2 separate regions of the Homo sapiens genome follow, and region 1 is linked to region 2. A link is an interaction called in ENCODE POLR2A ChIA-PET data of the cell type or tissue named here. Cell type or tissue: MCF 10A. All regions are shown on one strand. Each heading gives the region's core, and the rest is flanking DNA. Links, peaks and the distances in the headings are about the cores only.

Evidence for each region. Peaks named below come from ENCODE experiments on the same cell type or tissue, not always from the same donor. Only the 100,000 strongest peaks of a DNase experiment are listed, where the experiment ranks them.
Region 1: POLR2A ChIA-PET joins it to region 2 with 5 read pairs; 2 of 35 experiments call an interaction of 5 or more read pairs at or near these places.

What each region holds. Positions count from the first base shown.
Region 1 is chr5:143,194,415-143,197,225 of GRCh38, reverse strand. The region is part of intron 20 of ARHGAP26 (Rho GTPase activating protein 26); the gene reads right to left. Among named protein-coding and RNA genes, the nearest start is that of ARHGAP26-IT1, 3.3 kb to the right of the region's middle. In MCF 10A, for the core only: no CTCF peak of the experiment used is centred there; a DNase peak (open chromatin) is centred at 1,535.
Region 2 is chr5:143,251,578-143,254,388 of GRCh38, reverse strand. No RefSeq gene overlaps it. Among named protein-coding and RNA genes, the nearest start is that of ARHGAP26-IT1, 60 kb to the right of the region's middle. In MCF 10A, for the core only: no CTCF peak of the experiment used is centred there; no DNase peak of the experiment used is centred there.

The sequences.
Region 1 (2,811 bases), core at 309-2,808, 57 kb after region 2:
CACCCCAGAGAAAGGTGTGTTATGTGTACACTGGAAGACATGTATTAGAATGTGTAGAGCAAATTATTTGTAAAAGCAGAAAATGGAAATTCAAAATTTTAGAAAAAGTGGAATAAAAAAATAATTTTTGTGTATTAATACAATGGTGCACTCTACAGCAATGAAAATGAACTACAGCAACATAAATGACTTAAATGTGGTTGAGCAAATGAAGTTGAACTCAAAACAATAAAATGTTGCATTTAGGGATATATACAGTCTATCCTCATTATTTCCATATTCCTTATTTGCAAATTCACCTACTTACTAAAATGTATCTGTAACCTCAAAATCAACATCTGGGGTGCTGTTGAGGTCATCCGAGGACATGTGCAGAGCAGCAAAAACCTTGAGTCGCCCAACGGCACATTCCCAGCTGAGGTCAAACAAGGCAAAGCTCTGCCTTCTTGTTTCAGCTCTCATACTGTAAACAAGTGTCTGTTTGAGGTCTACCTAGTACCACATTTTCATGCTCTTCAATGGTGATTTTGCCATTTAAAATGGCCCCTAAGCATACAGCTGAAGCACTGTCAAATGTTCCTAAGCACAAGAAGGTTGTAATGTGCCTTATAGAGAAAATGTGTGTGTTAGATGAGCTCCAGGCATGAGTTAACAGTGCTGCTGGTCCTAAGTTCAATGTTAATAAATCAACAATAATATTAAATGAGGTGACTTTAGGCAGAAATACATATAAAACAGGGTGGTGTACTGATCAGGTGATGAAAATGTTGTGACCAGGGGCTTACAGGAAGCTCACTCTGTATTTCCCCTCCATGCAATGGCTTAGTATTCAGTAATTCCGTGTTTGCAGTGACTTTATAGAACATGACTACCGCGAAAAACAAGAATGGACTGTATTTATGAGGTTAAAATATAAATAAAAACTAATTGATTGCCATAAACATGAGATTAGAGCCCTTGTGGGGAAGAAGAGGACTGTGATGGGGGAGGAGAAAGCAAGAGATGTGGACACCAGCAAGGCTGCAGTTCTTAACCAGTGGGGGGTGAGGGGGTGGTTACTAAATAATAATTTAGTATTATTTAGGGGGTGTTTGCTAAATAATAATTTGTTAAGACGTACATTTATATTTCATGTACTTTTTAATACACGTTCAAGCCTATCTTAAAACATATGAACAGTAAGTACCTTAACATATTAGTAGCATTCCCTGGGTGATGAGATTAAAGGTAACTTTTAAATAGCTTTATTTTTTTAGAGTCGCTTGAGGTTCACAGCAAAATTGAGCAGAAAGTACAGAATTCCCCTATATCCCTTGTTCCCATACGCAAAGTTTTTGTGCTTTTAAAACATATTTTTGCAATTAACATGTTACTTTTATAACCACAACTTAATAAATATTACAAAAAAAAAAAAGTCTCCCCAGCCACCCAAACTACAACTTTTACTCCATAGAAGAAGGATGTTTAATAGAGGCAAAATGATAGTTCAGCCTTTGTTGCACCAATCCACGGTTTAGGTTGCATAATACAGTTGGCAGCTCCCAACTTGTACTGTTTCTCTGCCTACTGCACTGAGAAATTATGTTGACTCTTTTAGAGACTTTTTTATTTTGGGAAACTTATTACAGTAAATCAATGGTCTCTTCCTTTTACCTGGGGTAGGGGGACGTCAAGGAGGATGTCTCTGATGTAGCATTCTGAGTAAGCTGCACAACATGTTAACAACACAGGCTGAGGGGCATTGGCTCTCTGGCATACTTTCCTGTATGGTCTACTTTCAGGGAATATTTCCTGTTTGGACTAGGGGGAGGAAAAAGATTTAATAAGAATCTAAATGTCCACTGCTGAAAACAAAGGAGTAACTAAAATTAGCAGCAGTGGCCCAAGGCATTTCAGCTTACAGGTAACCCTGGAGAGGAGATTCCTTGAGTAAGGAGCCTACTATAATATTTCACTATGTTCAGGACTTTTCAGCAATAGAAGCAGCACTTCTGCAAGGACAATGTCCAGGATGATTAAGTTAAACTCTTGCAAATGCACGAACCTTGGTCCGGATACCATGAAAGGCAGATGAGACAGAGAGAGAAAGAGAGATGAACTTTGATGAAAAGGCTAAAAGTCTCCAAGTCTCTTTCTTTCCCTCCAAGCGAGTAGCAGCCTTCCCTCTAATTCTGGTGCTTATTTAGTAGTCTAAACATGTGGAAAATTGTCTCTGATCTGATTTTAATCTGTTCAAGCTTCTTCTCTACTCCATTTATATCTTCCACACCTGGCCCTGCTCCTTCAGCGTGACCATTCACAAACCTGACACTCTCCCTGTGTTCCCGCTGGCCCTCCACAATGGCTGGCGCAGGCTGCCATGGAGGAATGTAATCTTACTAAGCCTCATGGTGATTTTTACCCCTTGTTCATTTGGTTCTGAGGAGCTTATTGACTTGACTGGAAAAAACTTTAAATGATTTTCCAGCAAAATCACCCTTTCCGCTGGAGAAAAAGAGTTTCACCATCTGTGAATAAAAACAAATTGAAGGAAAATCATTTTTATATTCTCTTCTAGTTCTTGTCCTTCAAAACCAAATATCCACAGAGAAGTCAATGAAAAATGGACATGGCAAAACACAATTCTGATCTCACAAAATTTTTTTTTTTTTCCAAATCTGAGGTGGATCCAAATTTACTCTGGATAATCTACAAGTTACTAAGCAAACTTATAGTGCAAAAAGGTTTCATACATAAATGCTTAACTTAAGAGAACTATTCTTGGTGAACATTTCGAAATTCAAATCTGATGATTACATCATTTCTCTGCTT
Region 2 (2,811 bases), core at 260-2,759:
AGAGCAGACTCCAACTCTGTCCTTTCTTTTTCTTTTTCTTTTTCTTTTTTTTTTTTTTTTTTTTTTTTTGTTATTGTGTTATTTTTTGAGATGGAGTTTCGCTCTTGTCGCCCAGGCTGGCGTGCAGTGGCGCAATCTCGACTCACTGCAACCTCTGCCTTCTAGAGTCAAGCAATTCTCCCTCCTCAGCCTCCCGAGCAGCTGGGACTACAGGCATGCACCACCACGCCTAACTAATTTTTGTATTTTTAGTAGAGACGGGGTTTCACCATGTTGGCCAGGCTGGTCTCGATCTCTTCACCTCGTGATCCACCCACCGTGGCCACTCAAAGTGCTGGGATTACAGGTGTGAGCCACTGCACCCAGCGCCAGCTCTGTCCTTTCATTTCAAGGCTCTCGGCCCCCATTTTAGAACCAAATCAAGCCAAATGCTGGGCCCCCTTCAGCCATTTAAAAACGATTAGCATGGCTGCCAGCCTTACAAGACTCGGGGGACAGGCTTTCTGGGGAGAACATGGAGAATCCCCCAGCACCCATGTGTTGCTGGGCATGTTGGCCATGTTTGAACCAGCTTCCTTTCACGGAGGATTTAGCCATCACTTGGGGTTGGAAGAAGTCCTGGGGCAACTGAGGATTTCTGGCTGGGACTACCCCCAGGTTTATCCAGAGGCTTCTGGACTGACCCCAGCTTCCGACCGCCCAATGGGATGACGGCAACAGAATCTCCAACTTTCCTATGGTAATTTCCTCCTTTCCTGTCCATGACTGCCATATCTCTTATCCTCTCTGTGTATGCAATGTGCGGGAAGTTTTACCCTATGTAAATAAGATACCACCTCCTCAAACCTGACTATAAAATCCAGCACATCTGCTGACGGCTGGTCTTTTCCACTGGGAGACCCCTTGCTCTCTATAGAGAGAGTTGTTTCTCGTTTCTGTTTCTCTTCTCTTCTGCCTATTAAACCTCTGCTCCTAAACAATAAATAAATAAATAAAATAGAAAAGATTCACACCATCATTTTAAATAAAACAAGCAGGCGGGGCACGGTGGCTCATGCCTGTAATCCCAGCACTTTGGGAGGTCAAGGCAGACGGATCACTTGAGGCCAGGAGACCAGCCTGGCCAACATGTCCAAACCCTATCTCTACTAAAAATATAAAAACTTGCCAGGTGTGGTGACACATGCCTGTAATCCCAGCTACTGGGGTGGCTGAGGTGGGAGAATTGTTTGAACCGGGCGGTTGCAGTGACCCAAGATTGTGCCACTGCACTCCAGCCTGGGCAACTGAGACTGTGTCTCAAAAAACAAAACAAAACAAAACAAAACAACAACAACAACAACAAAACCCAGTGAACAATGATCTCAACTATGTTTTTTCAATGTATGATTTATATAAAGTTCAAAAGCAGGCAGGACTAATCTAAGGTGTTAGAAATTAGGATGTTGGTTACCCTACAGGAGGGGTATTGATTGGAAAGAGCAAGAAGGAGGGGCTTGTGGAATGCTGATACTGTTATGTTTCTTAATTCTAGGTGCTGGTGATATGGATGTGTTCAGTTTGCAAAAATTCATTGAGTTGATTTGTGTATATGCATAAATGTATATATATATATATATATATATATATATGTTATATAAAGGGCCTATGTTATACTTTTAAAAATAGAAAAAAATTATGCATAGAAGAAACCTAGTGGTTTTAATTTCTTCTTTCTAGTTTCCATGTAATGGAGGGGCCACAGATGATATTTTTGTTTCTTCTTTTTACTTCTCTATTTTTCCCTAAAATAGACATGTATTAACTTCATAATGGACAACAAACTAGCAGTTGATCTTATTAATAGTTAACTATCAGAATGACAGGTATGCATGACAATTCTTTGGAGTTGAAAGGAAAAAGAACTGAAGATAAGCGGCAGGAATCTGGAAGCCTTCATGGGAGTAGGAGGTGGGATCTTCAGCACTGGAAGGAAGAAACGGGAAAATGTGGATGGAGGATTCCAAGCCAGGGAGATCATTTGAGCTCATCTTTGAGGCAGGAATATGATAGACAGTATTGCTTTGGTGATTGAGCATCCATCCTCCCTTCTTCTAGCAATACCACCTCGATATTCCTTTGGAGAAATGACCCCCCCCCCAACCACCAACCATTCTTAGTATATATGTGATGACCTGCTCTATGAGGAGGCAGATTAGTCAGCATATTCCATCTCATTAAATCAGGGACGGTCATGAGACTCGAGCTGGTCCAGGGGAAAGCCCAAAACTTTTGCTGAAAGTTTTGGGTCAGTGAGACTCACTGAGGTAGCTTAGCTGATAGGGTGCAGGCCTGGAGCTGCTGGGAGCGATGCTAGTACAGTCAGGGGAAAGGCTGAGGCTAAGAGATGAAGAGAGGGAGATCCCTGAGGATATCATGGAGCACCTGCAAACAGCCCTGTCTGAGCACAATTATGTCTGGTCTTTTCACTTATGTGGACCAATAAAATCCTTTTCATTGAAGCCATTCTGAGTTGTGTTTCTTTCACTGGCAACCAAAGAGTATCAGTAAGTAGCATACCAAGAGCAGGGTGGTATGCTCATCATTATACCCTGCATCATCAGTCCACCCTGCAGGGAGGAGTGTTTTATCATAACCTTGTTTAGAATCACCAGCTCGTAATAAGAAGGACACCAGCCTTTAGTTGATTTTATCTGTTTAAATTCTGTATAGACAACACACCTCCTTACTGCCAGCCCAGGACACACTGCTCCCACTCTCTCCTCCCGCCCTGTCCCTACCATTCCCCAACTCTGCCTTGGTCTGACAAAT